3 separate regions of the Mus musculus genome follow, and all the other regions are linked to region 1. A link is a loop called in an ENCODE intact Hi-C map of the cell type or tissue named here. Cell type or tissue: heart. All regions are shown on one strand.

Evidence for each region. Peaks named below come from ENCODE experiments on the same cell type or tissue, not always from the same donor. Only the 100,000 strongest peaks of a DNase experiment are listed, where the experiment ranks them.
Region 2: it touches region 1 in a loop (3-fold over the local background); 10 of 42 quality-filtered maps call a loop at or near these places.
Region 3: a loop joins it to region 1, with 4 times the contacts of the local background. A loop is called at or near these places in 3 of 42 quality-filtered maps.

Annotation. Positions count from the first base shown.
Region 1 is chr15:58,269,651-58,277,650 of GRCm38, reverse strand. No RefSeq gene overlaps it. Among named protein-coding and RNA genes, the nearest start is that of Gm36193, 28 kb to the right of the region's middle. In heart, no CTCF peak of the experiment used is centred here; DNase peaks (open chromatin) are centred at 4,650 and 6,590; H3K27ac peaks cover 1,166 bases.
Region 2 is chr15:58,321,307-58,329,306 of GRCm38, reverse strand. It overlaps Klhl38 (kelch-like 38), which reads left to right and starts at 5,138. Exons shown (of 4, transcript NM_177755.3): 1 at 5,138-5,348; 2 at 5,975-7,325. The coding sequence starts at 5,976. In heart, a CTCF peak has its summit at 3,297; DNase peaks (open chromatin) are centred at 3,796 and 4,976; H3K4me3 peaks cover 2,706 bases; H3K27ac peaks cover 4,679 bases.
Region 3 is chr15:58,338,748-58,346,747 of GRCm38, reverse strand. Anxa13 (annexin A13) reads left to right here. Exons shown (of 8, transcript NM_027211.2): 7 at 1,713-1,823; 8 at 4,755-5,284. The coding sequence ends at 4,874. Among named protein-coding and RNA genes, the nearest start is that of Klhl38, 19 kb to the right of the region's middle. In heart, no CTCF peak of the experiment used is centred here; DNase peaks (open chromatin) are centred at 2,067, 2,667 and 3,307; H3K4me3 peaks cover 211 bases; H3K27ac peaks cover 3,171 bases.

The DNA of each region.
Region 1 (8,000 bases):
CTCAAGGTTCATTGTCTTAAAAAGTAAGGTAGACATATAATAGAGAAAGACACTTGCTATCTACCTCTGGCCTAGACACATGCACATAAAAATCACACACACACACACACACACACACACACACACACACACACACACACATTCACATGCATACATATACTACAAAAAATGAATAAAATAAGTAAAAAAGTTGGAATTTGGTCCATTGAATATGGAGTAGGGGAGGGCAGGGTTGCCAAGTAGGTGACATAGCAGACCTTGGGTCCCAAGCTGGTCAAGGAGGGAAGTATATATAGACAGTAACCAACTTCATATTCAATATAATGAACATCATCTTCAACTCAAATATAAGTATTTCTCTAGCTTGAGCTTTAAAACTAGACCAACCCCCAAAACTTAGTTTTTTAATGTACTTTTAAAATTCATGTTTCTAATGTCCATGAAGATACGAAAGCCCTTGGGGAAACTGGGTATTTGATGTGCCCTAATAAGCCTGTCTTGTCATAGGATGACTGATAAGATGCAAAATTCCTGGGAACCACATTCTTGTGCAATCTTCACCAAAGAAGGGGACTTTGCAGAGAATCCATAGGCTCGGCCACTTCCCAGCACAGGCTGACACCAGCCAGCTCCAGCTACCAACCCCATTCCATCACCAACAGACTTCAGCCAAGGTTCTCAGCTCTGTTACCCTCCATCCTCTCATCCACACAGCAGGAATAAAAGTAGTGTCTACCTCCTCCATGCTTGAGGATGAGACAAGAAAAGTCGCACAAAGTACTTAACAAGGTTCAAGGCACATAACAGTCAATTAAAACAAAATGATGTCCCTGGCCCCAACCTATCAACTTGAAGGAACTAGGACTACTTCATAGTCTGTAGTTTCTGGGAGGAGCATTTCCCACTAGACCTTGAAGATAATATCCTATTGTTGACACCATATACTTTCATCATAGGACTTGGAGAGATGTAGGTAGGTTTGAACTAGGAGCCTCCTTCACAGATCTCAGAGTGCTAAAAAGTGCTAGTCAGGCTGTGAGGAGGGGAAAAATACTAGCTGTCTTACTCAGATAAGAACCCAATAAACTCTACAATAGTATATTGGCTAGTCCGTAGGTGCAATAGGGGCACCAATGTCTTAGAGAGTAACCAAGAGCTATCTCACTGGACTTAAGGCTCACTAAACAAGGGGAACTCGTGCATGGTATTGGAAATCTGACCAATAACCTGTGGTCACAGAACTCAGAGGAAAACCTAGTACTATAACATTACTAAACTGTTATAGAATCTAGGTTCCTTCTAGATCCTTATCCTTAGATACATATATTAGTTCAGATCTTACCCCTCACCAACGAAGCTTCTTTTTGTAGTGGGTGGAGTTAATACAGTAAACCACAAATGATCAAAGTACAGAGAATAAGTCACTGTGAACTTATTTATCCTAAAATTAGACATCTACATCATACTCACCCCAAGCCTTGGGGAATATCTCAGAAGACAAGGCAGAAAAATTGTAAGAGCCAGAGGTTAGAGAGAATTACTGCAAAACTTGACAGATGGCACATGTGAACTCACAGCAACTGTGTTGTTCCCCACAAGACCTGTACAAAATCAGGGTACTCAGTAGTCCAGCATAGATTTAGGGGACTCATGGGGCCTCACTCCTCATTGATAAATTATAAAAGTTGACAGATACTGAGAGAGAGAACATTTTCTTCAGAAGTGGGTCCCTTGATGGGTTGCCCATCTTATACAGTAGTCAGCCCTACAGCACACACGTGTAGGCAACACTGACTTGACTTAGGTGTTTAGATAGATAGATAGATAGATAGATAGATAGATAGATAGATAGATAGATAGATAGATAGATGGATGGATGGATGGATGGATGGATGGATGGATGGATGAACACATGGATGGATAGATAGATGGATGGATGAACAGGTGGACAGACAGACAGACAAATGACAGACAGGTGAAAAGACAACATGACATTGGGTAGGATGTGAGGGGAAGGTCAAGAGTTGGAGAAGAGGAGTGAGGAGTGCATTTCATGAAAATAAAATACATTTGTGTATTAAATGAAAACAGTTTTGGGAGATTTTTTGTTTGTTTGTTTGGTTGGTTGGTTTTGGTTTTTGGTGTTTTTTTTGTTTGTTTGTTTTTTGTTTTGTTTTTGTTTTTGTTTCTTTCAAGACAGGGTTTCTCTGTAGAGCCCTGGCTGTCCTGGAACTCACTTTGTAGACCAGGCTGGCCTTGAACTCAGAAATCTGCATGAAAACGGTTTTAAAAGACCAAAGGAGAAGTTCACAAGCATTTTAAGCTTTTAATCTGCTTTACGGACAAAATTTTAAAAAATAGCCGTAGTGGCTTTGAGTAAGCCCGTAAGTGTTGGCTGGTTCTGGCTGGTGGTTTCAGTGTTGCACATGCCTGCCTATAAAAGTGTAGCACTTTGGAGGTAGAAGCAAGAAGATTGTGAGTGTGAGGCCAGGCTAGGCTACATAATGAGACCCTGTCTTAAAAAACGAAAATAACAAACAAAACACACAGAAAGACAGATCATTTATCTACAACTCTTCCCAAAGGAACAACCCATATGTCTATCCAGAAAACAAGCACCCACTGACCCTACAATCCCTCTATGCAACCTTGACACCTGACCCCTGCCTCCAGCAGCTGTGCCAGCATTGCATCAGCCAGAAAGCTTGTCATGAATTTCCCAGGGTGCATGGGCACCAAGGGGATTGTAAAGGAAGCAAGTCCCTAAGGACACAGGACAATTCATGAGAACATCTCAACAACAGTGTGATCTCAGGCAAGTCGCATTTCCATCTTTACCCCAGGCTTCCTGGACTGCAGTGGAGATAATAATGATACCCAGTGTCAGTGCCGTGAGGGTTGAAGAAAGACAGTGCCAGTTCTTGCTAAGGAAGACACCTAGCCAGAGGCAAACTTCTTCCTTGTTATTAGAACCTAAACATGATTCGGGAAAGCACAGCATCTGCCTCCTAGATGGAATCAAAACTGACCCAATTTGGGGTTGGCAAGCCTTGCCCAGCCTCCCTGTGCCTAGGAGTGTCCATCTGACCTTGTTCTGGATAATGAAACATTAAATACAGTAGTCACCCGAGAGGCTTCCCCATAAAGGGAACAGGTGTGATATGATACACTCTAAATACTCCCACCCCACCCTTACACACAAGCGCCTTTTTCTTCCTTGAGTTCAGATACAGTGCCTGGTGATATGCTACCTATCTTGTGACCATAAATTGCCAAACCAAAGACAATAAGGAAATGCTATGAGAAGTATAGAAATGAAACATGAATCTGGATATTTAATAAGACATCAGAGCTCACAGACGTACCCGAGAATGCCTGCTTCAAGTTCCTAAGCACTTTCTGACTCACTGATACAATGGTTGTAGCTAGTGCTATTATTCACTCCATGCTCAGGACCAAGAGAGATTTCAAGAGACATTACTGTGGTATCATTTATACACAGTAAAATTAAGCCCCTCTAATTATTTATTGTTATTTTCTATACAGTTCTTTTTTACAAAGGATCCCAGCAGAATCACCAAACTGTTCACAAAATGCTTCATAGACAGCCTTGAAGAAAGATCACCAGCCTTGTGGTACGAACAGAATTCTAAACAAGACCTGGGCATCTAGCTCTGCTTTAATGGACAAACTTCTCCTAGGAAACTGGCCTCCATCTTGCCCTTGAGGACAGGGAAGGTAGGACTTGAATGCTTGAGCAAGTGCCTAGAAGACACTATACACAGTGGCCTAGAAGTTTCTCAGTAAAAAGGCAGTTCTGACCATAACCATGATCATCATACAACACAAAGCTATCCTTTGATCTCCATGTGTTCGCATGTGTGAACCATTTGCTGGTTCAACTGGGGTCCTTTGTACAAAATAACATCAGAAAATAACAGAGGAGCCTGACTTTCCTGTGTATGGCACATGCACCCAATGATGATGGTGGTGATACGTGCACGCTGTGTTGTATGGGCACCTATGCCACAACACACCTGTGGAGGTCAGAGGAAAACTCTATAGCGTTGTTTTTCTCCCACCTTTATGTGTGTTCCTGGGATCAGGATTGCACAGCAAGTCCCACTCTCCCTTCCCTGAGCCATTTCATCAGGCCTCAGTTGAAAGTCTTAACAGAGCCAAAGCTGACCTCTCTAAGCAAGGATGGAAATCTTTAGCAGATGTCTTTAGATTGACGCTAGCTTCACCTTTTCTCTGAGCCTCTAACCTGCTATCACACTTTGCAGATGTTAAGACACAGCTTAAAGCTACAACAAGGACATGGGACAATTTCTCTCTCTCTCTCTCTCTCTCTCTCTCTCTCTCTCTCTCTCTGTGTGTGTGTGTGTGTGTGTGTGTGTGTGTGTGTGTGTGTGTATGTGTGTATGTTTTAGTGACGGGAAGGTAAGACCTATCCTTAGTCTGCAGTTCCTCCAGGCAGAGATGTCAGAGAAGTCAGGACAATGTCCTCTTTCAGGAGTACTTATGCAATAAGCCTTCTCAACCCAGCAATAAATACCAGTAGTTCCTGAGCTGGTACATCAAGTACTGTGGGGGTATGAAGAGAGATAAACCAGCTTGAAGGCAGCCAAGAGGAAATCCAAAATAAGATGTTGGGAAGACAGCTTGGCATTCCACTGGGTTGGCCGTGGTCTGTTGTGATAGCACATGGCAATGTTATTGTCCTAGAGGTAGGAAATGGGGATTGGGCTGGTGCTGGTGCTGATGCTACTACAGTGAAGAATAGACATCGTACCCTGGGTGGGATGGGCAATGAGGTAGCACAGGAAATATCCCAAAGCTCACATCCAGTTGAAGAGCACAGTACTCAGAAGAGCCTGCTCCGTTCCAGCTCCTCCCTATGTGCCCCTCCCCCTTTGAGCACACTCTAGGGGATCTCAGCTACAGCTTCCACAAGCAGAGAGGCCACAACCAGGGGAAAGGTTGTCCATCCTCTCCCCAACCCCCCTCCCCGCCATGCACTGCCCTGCCCCCATCGCCGTTTTTTCTTCCTCTTTAAATCCCAGCCCAGCCCCTTACTCTACCTTCCCTTTTTAACAGTCTTCCTGGAATCTCGTCCACATCAAGATTTCCATGCCCATCCACGTGGACGAGCCCCAGTCTTCAGCCCATCTCTGACTGATCTCCCACGTGCCTGCCCTGGGCTCCTCTAGACAGACGGACGGACAGACAGACAGATGTTCCCTGAGGGATGAGTGGTTTCCTCCTGTTTCTCAGCATATTAGGTGGTGACCAAATCTCACTACGGTCAGTGAATGGAGCAGCATCCTCGGCCTGAGTTGAGGTTGTCTTGGCCTCTGCTTCTGGAAGGTCAAGCTCTCCGTCTCCCCCACAACTGTGCTCCCCAGTTTGTTGGTTTTCTCACTGCCCATTTCCTGCTCAGCCCTGAGACATGGGTGACATCTTTATAACCACGATTCTCCATTGCCTCCTCTCTTCAACATGTCTCCGAGTTCTCCCACCTCATCCCTTCCCCTGTACTGTGTCCTTTTCCCCACCCAGAACACAAAATGTGGGGCAGGCATTCTTCCCACTATACAGCTGTCTGTTTACTTCTCAGTTTCTCCAACCAGTGAGTTCTGGAACAGTGGGGACCTGAGGTACTGACATTGGGCCATATGGGTGGAGAAGAAGGGAACCCCACAAATCTAAATACTCTCTTCTTATTTGAAGGAAAATTCCTCAGTGAGTAGAAGGTAGTATGGTGGATGGGAAGCCATGAGGGCCAGAAATGTCACCCTATGCCATCATGAGCCCTACCTAATCGTAACTTCCATCTCAAACTTGAAAGCTGAAGGAGAATCCCGAGAGGCAGGTTCATTCAGAGCTCGTCCAGACTTCAGCTGTGGCTAATCGCTATGCTACGGGTACTGCCGGTGAGTCTCAACCAGCAGACTACTCCTGGGGATGTCCAGAACTGTGTTTCCTGCTGCCTGGACTGCTGCTGGTTGCCCTCACTGGAGTCCCCAGCTTACTATCAATTCTGAGAAGTGACCACCATCCTTTTATCAGTCTCTGGAGCTTAGAACCAAGAAACCCAACTGACAGCACCAGGTCTCAGCTGCACCAGGTCTCGTCTGTCTCATAATCCCAAAATCTAGCAGGGTACCAGGTATCCAACAGCTAACCAGGGTGTGGATGAAGAGACAAATAAAAACAGGACAGGAGGAAGAGAGGAGGAGGCAGGGAGGGAGCTTTTCTCCCCTTTTCAAGGGGGGGGGGGGAGAGCTAGAGAAAGAGAGAGTGCCCTCCCTGTCGGTATGGCCGCAGCTCTCCTTGGCTCGGACCTTCCTTCTCTCCTGCTGAACCTTAAGACTTTTGAAGAATGTGAGAAAATGTGTCATCTCCAGCCCTGAGAAATCAGCAGCAGTCGACATCCCATGGGCAATGAGCTATAACGAGCACTTCTTAATACACTGACACAAGTCCAGCTTGGCTCCCATCGGGAGCCCAGGAGAAGAACAGAGCCGATTCTGAGTAGTGGCGGAAGGTCAGATGAAGCAGGGAGCTGAGAATTCAGCAGGGCACATAAATAGTGCCTGCGCCGTTCCCATGCTTTATAGAAACCAGCTGTGAACAGAAACGGGCATCGTTTTCTGAAAATCACACTGGCATCCCCTTTGACCCAGTAAGTCTACTTCCAAGCAGTCAGGAACACAGGCCATCTAGGTATAAAAATAGCCATGCTGACGTAACTGATAAGCAGGAAAAGTTGGAAGTAACTTAAATGTCTAAAAATGAGATACGGCTGGGTAAAGCGTCTCAGCAATGCAGGAGAGTATTAGGCAGCTGTCAAAAAGTGCTATGAGGACACAAAACAGCTATGAGGACACGCGGTGACACAATTAATGTTACATAGGAAAGACCAGCCACGTGGAAACCATGTTCATAGTGTTAAGCTTGATCTCAAATAAAGACAGTGTGTACATTGGGAGGAAGACTGTAAGGAAGCCATCAGAGTCTCCCGAAGGGCTGCTTGCCTGATGAGATTGTGGGGCTTCCTCCCGAATACGTTTCCATAAGTTTCTACAATGCATCAAAATCACCATCTTTTTTTGTTTGTTTGTTTTGTTTTGTTTTCCGAGACAGGGTTTCTCTGTGTAGCCTTGGCTGTCCTGGAACTCACTTTGTACACCAGGCTGGTCTCGAACTCAGAAATCCGCCTGCCTCTGCCTCCCAAGTGCTGGGATTAAAGGTGTGCGCCACCACATCCGACTCAAAATCACCATCTTAGTAAAGAAACCAACATAGAAAAGTAAAATGAAAGAGCGGGGAAAATAACTTAATTATATTATAATCTCAAAAATAAAAGAAAAAAATTTTTAAAGTTAAAATCAGTAAACCAAAACCAACATACACTGAAGCTGGCTTTTGAGCTCTCAGCAGCCTTAAATGTTCCTGGAGCTGGAGAAGCCTCCCTCTCTGCCTCAGTCATTTTGCCATTTACCTGCCTCCTTCCTCACCAAGTGAGACCAGGACTGAGGGCTTTACCACCTTAGTTGTCTGGGCTCAGATCTTACACACACACCCTTTTCCTCATAGCTCCTGCACCCCCTCAACCCATGGCTCCTGCCTCCCCCTCACCCATGGCTCCTGTCCCCCCCCCCCACCTATGGCTCCTCCCACCCCTCACCCATAGCTCTTCCCACCCCCTCACTCATAGCTCCTTCTACCCCCTCACCCATAGCTCCTCCCCCCTCACCCATGGCTCCTGTCCCTCCCCACCCATGGCTCCTGTCCCTCCCCACCCATGGCTTTTGTCCCCCTTCACCCATGGCTCCTGCCACCCCCATCACCCATAGCTCCTCCCCACCTCACCCATGGCTCCTGCCCCCTCTCCTCATGGCTCCTGCTCACCCTCATCCATGGCTCCTGCCCACCTCGCACCGTCCCCCAGCCTTGCCACTACTCTGCAGACTCTTGGCCAGAATCCATCATAT
Region 2 (8,000 bases), 52 kb before region 1:
GGCATCCAGGAGAGCTGCCCTGCAGTGTAAGAGATGTAGGAGGTCAGATTTCAGTTTACAGGAAGAACTGGTCCAGACATCCGAGTTACAACAGCATCTGCTAATAGTGCTGACATCATCTCTCTGAGTCTTTTCTCCCCTTGCTTTCCATGGGGAGAAAAATATGAAGATATTTCTGGCAGTGGGAGGGGGCCATGGAAGAAGAGTTGAGGCTAGAGACAGTCGTCAAGGCATTTGATCCCAGAGGACAGTCATCAAGGAAATCCCCGATCAAGAGACAGAGTCCCCTTTACCTATTGTTATGACTACACAGTCCTTGTTCAATGTTCAAGTTGCCACAAGCTGGGAGGGGGAAAATTCACAGTAAGAGAGATATAGACTCAGCCGACTCTGCGTACAGTCATGCCTTGGGACATGCTGGTGGTCAACACTCACTACCAATGTTGGAGTCCCTCAACATTGTGTAATATTCACATAAAGCCTTTGGTCATCCTCACACACACTTTGAATGCAAGTGCAATTGTTTCTTATTATGCAGGTGACTGACCCATGGGTTGGGACCTGTGGCTATAGAGGACTGGCGTGACACAGCAAGGCAGATTCCAGCCTACAGATTTTATAGATCCAGCTGTCCTATGTCTGCTCATCACATTGGCCCCCACTTGGCCTCAGTGGGACCAGGAAGTGTCCTAACACCAGTTAGGAGCATCCTTCCGGTGAGAATGGCTGCTGTCGATGTCTTCACGTGCAGTGTCTGACCTTGAGGCACAGCTCTTTGAAGCCACTGTCACCAGGGTTCTCTAAAGGCAGGCAGCGTACACACCCAGAGGACATATGTGCATGTACATATGTACATGTGTGCCTGCCCCTGTGGTCATGTGTGTACTTGCTTGGTGGCTTCTTGGTCCTGGTAGGCAAGCCTACTGTTGGCACACTGGCCTACCTTTTCCACAAGAATCCAGTCCTTGTGCTCACAGATGAGAAAGAAAGGCCTCCAGAGTCCGTTCAGAACTCTACCAGGAAAAAATAAAAAGGCTTCCTGGATTCACTTGAAAGGGCAAAATTATAAAAGGCACAGGCTGACATTCTCCTCTGCACTTGGCTTCGGGCCAGAGATGAGCCAGAAATCTGGTGAGGCCTCAGCACTGGGCCTCAGCCTTTCACAGGTCCTTTCTGTTCCTTATCTTGAAGAAGAAGATACCTGGAGTACAAACCACTGAGAGCAGCTGGAAGGGTCGGGGGTTCACAGCTTCAAGACCAGATGGGGAAATGTATACAGAGATTTGTGACATGTCTGAGGCCATGCAGCCAGTTCATGACAGAGCTCTGACTGCTCTCCAGGACCCCCAAAGTTTAAATCTCTAGATGATTAGGAACATATCAATCCATTGCTCAGGACTGAAGCAAACAGCTAAAATGAACAGATAAGTAATTTAGACCCTAAAAGTCAGTCACCATGACCTGTCAGTCTCTGACAAGATTGTCTTCAGAGCAATAAGGTGACATTAGCTAGACTAGGTATATTGCTAGCACTCTATACAGGTTAGGTTACTGGTGTGGGACAGGGATGCTAAGTCCCGTTTATCTAACACATGGGAAGTCAAGGCTGGAAGAACATGAATAATTTGCTAGAGATTGCACAGATACCAAAAGAAGAATGCCAAGATTGCCCCCAGTCCTCCTGTTTCCAAAATCTAGGCCTCAATTCATTGTGACACTGACTTTCCTCAAAAGGAAGGACAGAGCTTGGTGTCCTCATTTATTTTGGGTCACCGTATGTTCAAATCTGAAACGAAGATATCTTCTTTAAGGAGAGTTAAGACAAAATGATGTATGAACAAGTTGGCTGAGATTACTCGTGGGTGGGGAAGATGTTTGCGGTTGGATATTCTCTCTCTCTCTCTCTCTCTCTCTCTCTCTGTGTGTGTGTGTGTGTGTGTGTGTGTGTTTGCTATATGTTAAGCAGCTAAACTCTGTCTTTTCCTAAATTCTATTTGGCCAAACCAAAAGAATAGAACTTGCTTTTTTCTAAGGGTTAGAAACTAAAAGACTGACTGAAGCTGGTCAGACACTTATCCATGATCAGGCTCATCCAAACTCTTGATAGGCCTGGTTCTGGAAGGCCTAACTAGGTAGAAGGTGAAGGAGAAATCCAAGCAGCCTTCCAGGGGCCAGTGCTAAACTAATTCACTCTGCCCTTTGACCTCAGAATATCCTTGGCTTGCTCACCGGCTGGAAGAACCGTGATAGAGGAGGCATTCAAACTCCCCAAAAAAGTTGTTTTTCCTTTGTTCCTAGCTCCCAAAGACCAAAGCTGTGTCCTCAGCCCACACTCATCTTTCACTCTATTATCCAAAGCAATTATTTGATTTTTCAGCTCATTATATTATTAACATTTTTTTTGATTCAAGTGAGGGCTCACATTGCCATCTACACACACTGCAAGTGGTAACCCTGGTACTTCTACAAAGAAGATGAGACCCTGTGGTGGTTTGAATATGCTTGACCCAGGGAGTGGCACTATCTAGAAGTGTGGCCTTGTTGGAAGATATATGGCCTTGTTGGAAGAAGTGGTGTCACTATGGGGGTAGGCTTTGAGAGTTTCCTCCTAGCAGCCTGGATGCCAGTCTTCTGTTTGCTATTGGAACAAGATATAGAACTCTCAGCTCTGCCTGCATCATGCCCTCCTAGGCACTGCCATGCTGCCACCTTGATGATAATGGACTGAGCCTCTGAACCTGTAAGCCAGCCCCAAATAAATGTTGTCCTTCATAAGAGTTGCCTTAGTCAGACCCCCATGAGGCTCCCATCTTCTCCGTTCTCCATTATGCTTCTGTTCTCCTCAGATCAGGAACTTAACATAACCCACCCACTAGATGTTACACCCTGCACTGGACTCTGGGAAGACGGCAAGAGATCAAGCCTTCTGGATTCAGAGACTCCACACTGACAGGAGAGGCACAGTGGGCCAGCAGACATGTATAAGGTCTGAGGCACAGCCTCTGTCCCAAGGTGCAGAGGTTGTGGGAGCAGGGCAGAGGTGAGAAAGAGCAGAGAAGACTTTCAGAGAAGCTGGCACATGGACCACATGTGGAAGGATGAGTGAGGACGGTGCAACAGAAGATGGACCAAGGGAAGATGCACATAAAAGCACAGAGTACAGAACGAAGGGTCATCGGGCCCCTTTCAGAGATGTAACTGCTCACCCGTGTCATCAGCATGCCACAGAAGCCCAGGAATGGCCAGCATCCCTGATCCCTTTGTCACAGGCTCTCTGCTGCCACCTACTTCTGCCTCTAGACTCCTGAACCTAATGTCATGCTTTGGGTATCCATTTTGTCTATGAGCTGCTGAATTCTTTGGGGGTATGACCTATCACCATGAATGAGAATACTCCTTCCACCCTGCCTCAAGTATCTTAGAAGCCAAGTCAGTCCTAACTCCCCAGTGGAGATACTAACACATATATGTGCATGGACTTATAAGCTGTCTGATGAAGCAAGTATAAAAATATGCAAGTGGGAGGTGTGTTTCTGGGAAGAGTCAGGAGACCAACCAGCCTCCTCCTAAGAAGCGCTCTTGACACGGGAGCCAGCAGAGGTGTGACATGGAGCCTGGCAAGTCCTGACTTGTCTTCCCAGAGGTTACTCTGTGCCAACAAGGTGGAGGTAGTAACAGTGGAGAAACTAGAAACAAGGACTGTCACAAAAGTCTGAGCAATGTGGGAAGAGGAAGCCAGGCCTTTATGTGGCTCACTCGTGACTAGAGCAATCATGGACAGCAGTGCCCAGATGAGTGACACATGCTTGTCCCGCCCCCAGCCCTTCTGGTGATCCAACGCTCATTACTGTGGACCTGACCGCCTCTGCCATTGCCTTCTTCACCCCCACCAGTATTTCCCTTCTCTTCTTTCTTCAGGTCCTCCTGCTCCTCCTCTTCTTTCCACCCTCTTTCCCTCTATAGTACCTTTTCTTCCTCCTCTTCCTCCTCATTCTTTCTCCCTCCCTCTCCTCCTTCCTCCCTCCCCTCCTTTCTCCTCAGCTTCTTCCTTCCATCCCTCTCTGTCTCCCTCCACCTTGCCTTCTCTTCCTCCTTCTCCCTCCTTCTTCAGTCTTTCTTTCCTCTCCATTTTATTTTTCTTATCTTCTCTTCCTCTTCCCTCCCTCCCTCTTGCTTTCTCTTTCCCTTCCTTCTTTCTCCATCCTTCCCTCCTCTTCACTCTCCTCTACCCCTTCTGATCCTCTCTTCTTCCTCCTCCTCCTTTCTCCTCATCCCATTCTCCACTGCTCTTTTTCCACCTGGATCACTGTGCCTTGCCCCTTGCATCTAACTCACTTCTGTCTGGTGAGAGGAGACAGAAAAGGAAGGCTGAGTGTAAGAGAGCCCAGCTGAAGAGCAGTTAGCAGGTATCCAGAAGGGGCAGGTGGCAGACTCAACAGTTGTTATAAGTCAGAATACACAAATAGGGAGCGAGAAAGGAAGGGAGGGAGGAAGGGAAGGAGGGAGGGAGGGAGGGAGGGAGGGGGGGAGACAGACAGACAGACATGGGGACAGAATGCCTGATTAGAGTCAGGACTTTCACAAGACTATACAGATTACTAAAAATATTTAAGAAGCAAGCAAGCAAGCAAGCAAGCAAGCAAGCAAGCAAGCAAGCAAGCAAAAAACAAGCAAAAAGAGCCTTTCCTCTGGGCTCCTTTGCCTTGATAGCCTAAAAGGGAAACTGGAGCCCTCACAGAAGTCCTCTCAGGCAGGAGGTGCTACATGGATGTCCCCTGAAGAGCACCCAGGGCTCTGTCCACTCTCTGCCCCTCCCATGAGCACCTGCTACCTCGACTGTGACCCAGAGCTGCCTTCAATGATTCTGCACAGGTCACAGCAACCTGTTTACAGACATCTAGAGTTCCCAGGCACTCTTAGGACAAGGGGCTCGGGATGTGTCCAAATGGGCAGCAAAGCCTTGTTCAGAGAACGCGTTCCTCTCTTTCTATTTATACCGATGTAAACACTCGCCAAGGAAACAAGGCATGTGGGCATGCGCAGCCCTGCAGGCCCTCGGGTGGCTGCAAAAGGCAACTGGAAAGTCACATGTCATAACATTGGAAAGTACATATGCGGCTATTCTTAGCCTTGGAATGTATACACTGTCTGCCTGCCCGGCAGCCCTTGTACAGAGCTCTAGAAACTGTGAAAGTGCCTGCAGCATAAACAAACCCAGAACTCTCCGAGGACAGAGAACTTGCCAACGGAAAGGCCCGGGCTTTATGGTTTTATTCCGAGCCTAAGGTAGAAATCTTGAGAGGACAAGACAGACCCAGCATCAGTGGATGTCACTGCAGCAAAACAAGGTAAGTGTCCCTCATATGTCATTTCTCAGCAGGCAGACAGCCAGTGTCACCAATAAACCACAGAAGTGTTTGGTCTTTGTTCTCTATTAATTGCATCTTTAAAATAAAAACCAAAGAGCCCAGAGTCTTCTATCTAGATCTTGCAGCAGCCCACTGTGACCCCATCACTTCTGTGACCAGATGACCACACCCTCGAATTCTAGCCTTGGTGAGCAACTAACCCTCAGAAAGATTCCTAGATGAATTACCTGGCAAATCTGATGAGAATCTGGACAAAAGTGTACCTTTCTTATCAAAGGCATGGACTATTCTCGTGTCAGGCTAATATGTGAGTCCCTGACTATTCACTTTGGTTGGAAGATGCCTGTGCATAGCTGGAGATGCTGTGTGTCTTTTATCTCTGAAGATAATAACAGCCTGAAGTAGATCACTCTGTGGTCTAGGGTGAGGGTGGTTTCCTCTTGGATGTACAATGTGGTCTACTGTTCGTGATTCCACTGTCTTGGTAAATAGATAGTGGTAAATAGATAAATGAGACTTGGAGCCCCCACAGCTAACCCTTCCAGTGTACTCTGTGAGAAAGCCTTGATTTTGCTTCCGTCTGAAGCATCCCTTCTTCTTTGTAGGATGGATGAGGAGTTACCAGATGGGGTTGTCTTCAAAGACCACAGCTTCTCCTCTGACTTGTTAAGACAGCTCAATGGCTTAAGACAAAGCAAGATCCTGACTGATGTGAGCATCTGCTCCGGGGCCTGGGAGGTCCCTTGTCACCGCAGTGTGCTGGCCTCCAGCAGCCCCTACTTCAAGGCCATGTTCTGCAGCCACTTCCGGGAGAGCAGAGAGGCCAAAGTGCAGATGAAAGGCATCAGTTCCACAACTCTGGAGCAGGTCATTACGTATGTGTATACGGGAGAGGTTCATATCTCAGCTGCCAACGTCCTCCCACTGATGGAGGCTGCTGCCATGCTGCAGTATCCCCGGGTGTTTGAGGCCTGCTCCTCATACCTCCAGAGCCAGCTGGCCCCCAGCAATTGCCTGGGCCTAGTCAGACTCGCAGAAATCTTAAGCTGTGACAGCCTTAAGAAGAAAGCGAAGGAGGTGGCCCTGACTTACTTCCCAGAGGTGGCAGCATCAGCTGACCTGAAGGAGCTCTGCGCCATGGAGCTGAGGGACTACCTGGGAGATGACAGGCTCTGTGGTGAGGAGGAAAAGGTGTTCGAGGCCCTCATGGCTTGGGTGAAGCATGACCTTCAAGCCCGGTGGAGGCACATGCAGGAACTGCTGCAGCAGGTCCGCCTGCAGTACATCCACCCAGCCTTCTTCCATCACTTCATTGCCAATGACGCCCTCCTCCAGTCCTCGCCTGCTTGCCAGGCCATCCTGGAGATGGCCAGGAAACAGATCTTCTCTTTGTATGGTCCCAGTGCCCAGGATTGTAAACTCCTATGGCGCATGCCCCCAAGGAGCTCCTACCAAGACTTCCTCCTCCTCCTTGGGGGACGGAAGGACAACCAGCAGACCACCAGGGATGTCTTGCTCTACAGTGGACAGACTGGCCAGTGGCAGAGCCTAGCCAAGCTTCCCATACGGTTGTACAAGGCCTCAGCTGTCACCTTGCACCGGAGCGTCTATGTGCTCGGGGGCATGACTGTCAGTGAGGGAAAGAGTCTCATTAGCTGTGGTGTGTATATCTTTTCTCTGAAACTCAACCAGTGGAGGGTGGGGGAGCCCATGCTGGCAGCCCGCTACTCCCACAGAAGCACCACCCACAGGAACTTCATCTTCTCCATTGGGGGTACTGGAGAAGGGCAGGAGCTTCTGGCCTCCATGGAGAGGTATGACAGCATCCGTGACGTCTGGGAGAGCATGGCTGGCATGCCAGTGGCTGTGCTCCACCCTGCCGTAGCAGTGAAGGACCAAAGACTCTATCTTTTTGGGGGTGAGGACATCATGCAGAACCCTGTACGCCTTATCCAGGTAATCTGTAAGTCCTTTTCATCATGTTAGCACCAAGTGTGTTTGCACACACATGCACAGATGTATATAATACATATATAAATAAACATGCCTAATATAATGGCATATATATATATATATGCACACATATACATGTGTGTCTTTAGTCGTGTGAACAAGCATTCACATCCATATATATAACAACATGAACATGCACACATATACATATATGCACATATAGAATTATATACAGATATACTCACTCACATGCATATATACATATATATAGTATATACATACAAGCATATATATGTGTGCATGAATTCAGTCATGTGTATATTCATTCACTTGAACATATATATAGCAAATAGCATAAATATACATACATACACACACATGCACACAACAATTACATGACATACTCATATATGTATTTATAAATATATAATGGCATACATATGCAGACATATACATACATGCAGACATAATGACAAACATGCACACATACATATGCATGTACATATTCATGGGTATGCATGTGCATACATATTGTGTATATATATATATGCCTGCATTATGTATGTATATACTTATGTGTACATGAATTCATATGCATTTATATAACTGCATATATATGCCCAGATGTCATAAATATGTATGTGTATACATGCATTCTTGTATACTTATATACATAAA
Region 3 (8,000 bases), 69 kb before region 1:
AAAGACATCACCTCACCCCTCAGATCTATAGGGGCTGAGGTCACATGATCACCACCATGAGCATTTCTTCAATGGAGCCCATGAACCATCTTGCCTCAAAAGCTTTTCCTGGACCTAGCCCAGGTTTACCACAAAGAAACCAGAAGTGGGACAGAGCCTGGATAGCCACCATTGCAAGCTCCCTGTGATGGTCTTATGCTTAGTAAAGTTTGCGAAGCCCCACTCCTTGAAGGCAAGAAGATCAGGGGATGGTGATAAGCCATAGCTGCCACAGTGTCCACTCAGCGTGAACAGATATCCCCTAGCTATCCTGGCCCAACCTTCTGAGGGATCCCTGCTACTTGCTACTGAAAGGGAGCTGGCCTTTGGACATCCATCAGTGCTGTGTGTCATAGGAAAACTTTGTGGAAGCCAGAAGGTCATACAGCCTGAGGACCACAATGAGTCTCAACTACACACTTGCTATGATAGCATGGGGTTTCCTACCCACCTCAAACCAGGAGTTTGGGGATAGAGAGATGACACACCTGACCCTCGACTGACAAATAGTGGCTGTATGGCCTGAAAAAAAAAAGGGGGAGACTGGCTCCTGACCTGGGTTCTGCTCCTCTTCCGTGCTCAGAAACATCAGCCACACAGACAGTGACCTTGGAAATGAAAGCCCTGCTCTGGTAGAGATGAAGGTTCCCGTCACACACTTAAGTTGAATTTATTACTATTGCTAACACTGAAAAACTGTTGTAATTCTAGCACTGTAACTCTTGTCTGAGGCAGGGGGATTGGTTGAGTTTGAGGCTAGCCTGGGCTATGGAATAAACCCCTATCTCAAATAAAACCCAAATTAAAAAAAGTAATATCAGTAGGCTTTCTAGGAAACAGTCAACAACCTAACAAGTAAATGGTTCATTCCTTTTCAGCATTTATAGAGTGAATGCCTATGAGCCTGGAAGAAGCGGCTGGGAGTGCTGACTTTCCTCAGTGTGGGGGAAACCCAGTTGTCTACCCAGTTGCCAGGTTGATGAGCACACACCAAACTTCGTCAGCTTGTAAACAGAGCAAAGACAGCAGGCAAAGGGAGGGCCAGAAAGTAGTTCATAGCAACAACACAGAGAAGGGATCTTTATCAGTAGGGTCAAGCATCTTTGTCCCATATACAAGATGAAGGATGCTGGGGACCTGCAGATGGTAATGCAGAAGGTATCCAAACAAATGTAGCAAGGAAAACAAAGGGTGTAGAGGTTGCAGAACACAAGAAAGCAGGGTGTGGTCCAGCTGAGCAAACCTCCATATGAGGTTCTATTATGGAAGACTACTGGCCAAGCAGTGTTCCCATGGAGCCCTGCTCTAGCCCTGGAGGTTCCACTGGGTAGCATCATCTATGCCCATGAGTGAGACTCCATACCTCTACAATATGACAATATGAGCGCAAGGAGGACCCACACTCCTCCCCCAGGCCTTGTAGAGAATACAGGCTATTCTCATTCTGCAGTGGTTTCAACTCAGCTCTGGTTGGAGAGGCATACTATACTGACCCAGAGAACCTTCTAGATCTCATTTCACAACAGTTAAAAAGTCAGATCCTTCCAAACCTCTGCCTGTCAAGTCCAGAAGTCCCACAAGTAGCTGGGACATGCTGTGCCTGTGCAGGTTCCCTGTGTTGTCCCACAAACTATGAGAACATTTCACATCCTCCTTTTCCCTCCCTCCTAGTGAGATGTGCCCAGGACCTTGAGGGCTATTTTGCTGACCTACTATACAAGGCCATGAAGGGTATGGGGACAGATGAGGAGACATTAATTCGCATCATTGTGACCAGAGCAGAGGTAAGAAACACTTGACTCTAAAAAAGGGGACTCCAACATCTTTTCCTCCCACTGATGTCATTGGTTACTGTTGTTGTCGTTGGACTATTTCTCAAAACCCCGTAAGACAAAGACAGCCCTTCCCTTCCCAGAATATGCAGACCACATTGGACTCTACTTCAGCCTTCTCCTTGTCTTTTATTAAGATACAATACTGAGAGCTGCTTCTATTCTTGTCATCGGTGGCTCCAGAGAGCTGGTGGCGCAGTAAAGAGGAACTGCTGGAGCTGTTCCGAGGTAGCACAGCTACACCCAGCTCTATTTTAAGGAAAACAATCCAGAGCCTTGGAAAGGGGTCACCCCGCAGCAAGCAGAGATAGGACACAAGTGACTTCCTCACTCTCTTTATCTAACGGAGCACACCTTACAAGGATGAGTTTTTTTCAGAATAACAAAACAAACAAACAAACAAAAAAAAATCAACCCCACCCCCCAACTAAAATTTCAACAAAACAGTTTCTTGGCTTCTTTTTTTCCAATCCAGACCCTCTCAAAGAGCTATTTTAGACACTTATTTTTTTTCAAATTACTATCTTTCCTCACCCAAACTTAACAGCACAGAGAATACTGAATATCTGCTTATGAGCTCCAATGCAAATACTAGTACTTCATATATAAAAAGACTGGGGCTTCTTTTGCTCCCTAAGGAGCAGTCTGCACCCCCTCTCAGAGAAGAATGTGAGTCTTGGAAAGAGAAGGGCCGGAGTAGGCAGAAACTTGGAAGCAGCCAGCAAGCAAGTGTCACAGAGAGCGCCTGGGGCTGTCAGGCCTTGGTGAGCAGAAGTGAGGTGAAGGGGAAGTGGCAGGCTTGTCCCCGCTGCTGTGGCAGAAGCCTTGGCGAAATGAAAGGAGTCAAGCAGCTGAAAACCACAGACATCTTTTTTAAAAAGTGTTCAGTGGAGAGGGAGCGGTACCAACCCAAATTCTGACCCATGCCTTTCGACAAGCGCTTAACAGCTGACGTTGTTCTTAAATATAGCTTCACAGCAGCAAGGCAGTTCTTTCGTTTTTTTATTTCTGTGCCTGGAATTTCTCCCCCTCCTCCATGCCCCCCTTATTCATGTGAGCAGCTTCTTTGCTATTCTGCTAGAGTTTGCTTTCTCTCCTCAGTTCTGAGTCTCTCTCCCTCCCTTCAGGTGCTCTGCCTTCTTTGTCTCTCCAGCTCTCAGCCACTCAGCCCCTGCTGAAGTTCCAGGGAACTCTTGAGAGCAGCAGAGTTCTATAGACCCTGTGAGAGATTGGGTCCCATCAGATGGGTTGTCAGCATTCCATGTTCAATTCCATCTCCAAACGGACCACATGTGAGTGTGGGTCATCTCCATATGTGGTCAGTCTCTCTGAACCGCTTTGGGCCCAGCACATATATGTTTAGGGGATCCTCTAATCTTCCACTTGGACTAGAAAAAAATGCCAGCTGCTCCATCCTGCCCCTCCCCCAGGGCTGGGCATCCAGCCAGCCAGAGGACGCCCAGCAGGGCAGCATCTGTCCTCCAGTAGTCTCTTGATGGAGAGCAGTATCCACAGCAAACAACTCCTTACTCCCTGACCCTCTCCTACCTTTCGCTCTTCTCTTTCTCAGTACAACCACACACAGGAGAAGGGGAGCCTGATGCTTCTCTATGGTTTCTAGGCCTGCTGTGCAAGGCAGAGCTCAAACCAAAACCAAAATCAAAACCAAACAGAAAACTAAACTTTGTTTCTCTATAAGACTTGTTTTGTCCAGTCTGGAAGGTTTTTTTTTGTTTTGTTTTGTTTTTGTTTTTTTTTTTTTTGTTTTTTTTTTTCTGGTGTAGCTCTCCTCTTTGCAGCTGAAAGAGGCTGAAGCAGGACAATGTTTTGTCTGTTTTCCTCCCCATGTCCCTTCTGCCCCGAGTTCTTAAGCTTTCTATGAATTAGACTCAGAAGAAGTCCTACAAATGGTGATCAGTTTGAAATGTGATAACTGGAACCATTATTCCTCCTGATGTGGTACAAGGAAGAAATCATTTCTTTTTAATATATATATAATTTAATGTGTGTGGGTGTTTTGCCTGTATATCAATCCATGCAACATGTATGCTTGATGCCCAGGAAGAGGGCATTGGATTCCTTGGGTGTCTATCTGGAACTGCAGATACAGTTATGAGCTGCCATGTGGGTGCTGAAAATCAAACTGGGTCTTCTGGAAGAGCAGTCAGTGTTCTTAATGGCTGAGCCAGCTCCCTGGCCCCCCGGCTCCCCAGCTCCCCAGCCCCCCATGCTTAATTTTAAACCTCTGGAAAATCATCTTACCTTCTACCAAACACTGTCAAACTATGATTTGGAAAACCACCTACCTGTTTGTATATAGCTCTGTGGCCCAGAATGACTCCTTTTCAAACACCTATAAGACATTCAAAAGAAAAATGTTTTGTAACAATGAAAATATATGCAGTTTAGGAGGCTCAGAGGTTAAGAGCCCTGGCTGTTCTTCCAAAGGACCCAGATTTAATTCTCAGCACCCACATGGCAGCTTACAAATCTCTGTAACTCCAGTTCCAGGGGATCTGACACCCTCACACACATGTGCAAGCAGTCAAAACACTAGTATACACAAAATAAAAATAAATAAGCCATTTTTTAAAACTTTAAAAAGTATGCAGTTTAAATTTTAGCTCCCATAAATAAAATTTGAATGGAATATGTGCATGAGTAAGTGTATACATACACACATAAAGAAACACATATTTTTAGGGAGCTAAAGTAGGCTTTCTTTTTCTTATCCTCCAAATGTAAATATAATGCCAGCCTAGCTCCTGATGGCTGTTTAAAGATATAATTAATGAGTATGGTGGCGTAGGAGAGTGTTTGCCATTTACAACGCACGTACCATGGATGCTGTCACCTACGTAGTTGTCGTCATCCTTCCCACAGGTGGACCTGCAGGGGATAAAGGCCAAGTTCCAGGAGAAGTATCAGAAGTCTCTCTCTGACATGGTTCACTCAGATACCTCTGGGGACTTCCGGAAACTGCTGGTAGCTCTCTTGCACTGATCCAAGCCTGAGGAGAAACCCCCATAGCAGGATTCTTCCTCGGAACAAATCAAATTTGGAAATGGGTGAAAACCCTTCACCCCCTGGATTGTTTATTCATGGATTTAAAAGGAGCCCCAAGGCTAAATTGTCGAAGTCGGGAGCAGCCTCCTCCAAGGGCTTGAACAGTTCACCTTGAATGCTGGCTTAGCAGGAACCTGAACTGCCTGCCTTCCAGTCTCCCTTTAGCATTTGAAGCGAATGCTTTCTAAGCACAAATGGAATCAGCAGTTGGTGGGGGGAAGAACCCGAACATTTATAATAAAATGTTTAGAAAATTATATGCCTCCCAGATGTACAGAGCCAAAGCAGAGGTTAAATGGCTAATGCGGCGTAAAGACAAGATTAAACGGTTTGCTCATTTCCCCTTCTGTGTGCTCAGTTTCAAAGCCTTTCTGTTAATTACAGTTATGGTTTATGCCTCCATCAGCGGCTTTGCCAAATTGGCTTGATGAACTTGGGTTCTTGCCTGGGAAGTAGAGACCTTGTGAAATCCAAATGAACTGGGAGATTGCGAACATTTATTAACAATCACCGAGGATGGCAGTCAAGACCTGCATCGAGAAAAGAGACAGCCTTCCTATGTGAAATGCAATGAGATGTAAAACTCACTAACTGTGCCTTGTTCTATTGAGTTTTCTTGTTTCTCTACACATGTGGCTTGCCTGAGTCTTCCGATTTTTACATACAGTTAGGCTAAGCACAGTGCCAATGGGATTACCGTCAATGCCCTGTCTCTCAGGTGTATTGATTCTGCAATAATAAAATCTCTGGTCTTGTAGTCACATGGAGTCATTCAGAGACTATCAAGTTAACTTGGACACCTCAGGCAAGCCACCATAACTATTCTGTCCTAGATGAGATCTGCACCTGGCACTGCTGAGTACCACAGTTTTATACTGAATTCATAACCCTACAAGGTTCATGTGACCTCTGATGATGAGTAGAAGATATTAAGTAACCTGACTAAAATCCATTTGTAAGCAACACAGTAAGGATTCCTCTCACAAGCTGGATGGCTGACCAGGTTTCTCAGAAATGTGGCTTGCAGGATGTGTGTGAGAATGAGTCAGTAGTCATTCGTTGCTTCTTCTTCCGTTTACTATGGTGGGCTCCACTGACACAAAAGTCACCAGAATGTGGGCTGCTTCTAATGTAGTATCTTTCCAAGCCAGTCTTGAAATGAGATGTCTCCATCAGTGCGTGGAACGTTGTCAGTACACTAAAGAGTCAAAGTGCAGAGAATGCATGTCTACAGAGTGCTCAGATGTAAACGGGTTATCTGTATCACACCTCCTCCCATCGGGGCTCAGGGAACATCCCAGACAGGGAGAAGGAAAGACTAAAGGCCACTGTGGCAGAACAGCGTCTTCCAAACGTGGCATAACATTGAGCTCATGAGCTCGTAGCAGTTACGGTTGCCTGTGTAAGATCCACACGTGATCAAGGCAGTCAGCTCTCCAGCACAGGTAGGGTAGAAGCGCAGGAGGCCCATCCCTAGCGAGGAACTACTGACATCTTCTTCAGGGCTGTGGCCCCTAGTAGGTTGAGAGGCCAAGAAACAGTAATGGACAAATGATTTGAGACATGGGCATTATGGAGAGGACAGGCTAGCAAGGCTATATCGCTCAGTTTATATTTTGACCCCAGGAGCAATGGATGTTCTCCCAAGGTAGGGCTCTATGTTTTGAACACTGGCGGTCATTCGTGATAGCTACATGAACAAAGAACATGATCATGTGTAGATCTTTGGGAATCATTTGGATAGTATTATAGCAAATAGCCCAAATGTTCAGTGCAAGGATAGATGTCTTGCCATGGTATGTGTGAGACCCCGACTTAGAGCGTTTCTCCCTGGAAGGTGAAGCCCCTGGATGTTCCCCAAGCTTGTTTTCCCTGATCTTTAAAAATATAGCTAGAAAGAAGCTCTTTGTTCTCTATAGCCAGCAAAAAGTCTTTTTTGTTTCTATACTGTACAACCAGAGATGCCTGCCTTCCTGTGCCGAAGACATGGAGATAGACGCCGGAGAGGAGGCTGCAGCTCACTCCCCCCCCTCACCAGAAAGGAGCTGTAGCCAACTCTCCTCCCAACTCCTCCCAACTCCTCCCAACTCTCCTCCCAACTCCTCCCAACTCCTCAGCTAGCTGTTAAAAGCCCCCTACTGTCACCGCTCGGCTCACAGGGTTGAACTCCCCTGCCCTGCACGAAACCTCTTGCAGTTTGCATCAGGTGTGGTTTTCTCTCGAGATGTTGGGGTGTTGGCCAGCTCATCCCGGGACTTGAGCGGTGGCCCAGCATCGGGGGTCTTACAGTATGTCCTTTTTAGTAATTAGAAAATGGTGACCCACAAGTTATGGAGTTCTGTGAACACTGCTACATACCTAACAGTCATTGTCAAAGCTGAGCTTTTACACATAAAATGTTTTTTTTTTAAAACCAGGACCAAGTCTAGTAACATAACATATGAAATCTATGTGTCACCAAACAAAAGCAAAGCAACCCATCCTTGGGCTCTGAACTCAGCAAGGACAGGAAAACAAAAGAGTGGATTAAAAAGAGACTGGGCCAGAATTAGCCTTGTTTGAGGGGCATGATTCACAGATAGAGGAGACCTCCAAGGATTACATCAAAGCCTACTTCCAGTGTTACAAGCCAATAGCTCATTCCTCCAAGCCTATGCTATCCCAACATGCATTTCCTCCAGCAAGGCTCTGATGACACTCTGCACGGCTACTTGCCCCAGTGAGATTCTTGAGGCATTGTGGGTAAGTAATCTGGGAGTCTAGCCTGGGCAAACCAAATAGACATACACCCCAAAGAACTAAGGAGTCTCACCATCAGCTCTGGGAACATTAGCCTTGCACTGCAAATTCCTTTCAATAGCTTTGAGGGTTCCAGGTAGTCCTTCCATGCGTGCCTACCCCTCGCCCCATTTCACCCACTGTGTTTGAGAGGTGGAAACCCTACATGCTGATGTACTGTTGCTTATTGTTCCCGACTCATATTCCATGATGTCATGACAGCACCTTGAAGCAGGCTGTGATATTTACAGCATGGGAACTGGTGGATGCTGCAGATCAGGCCTT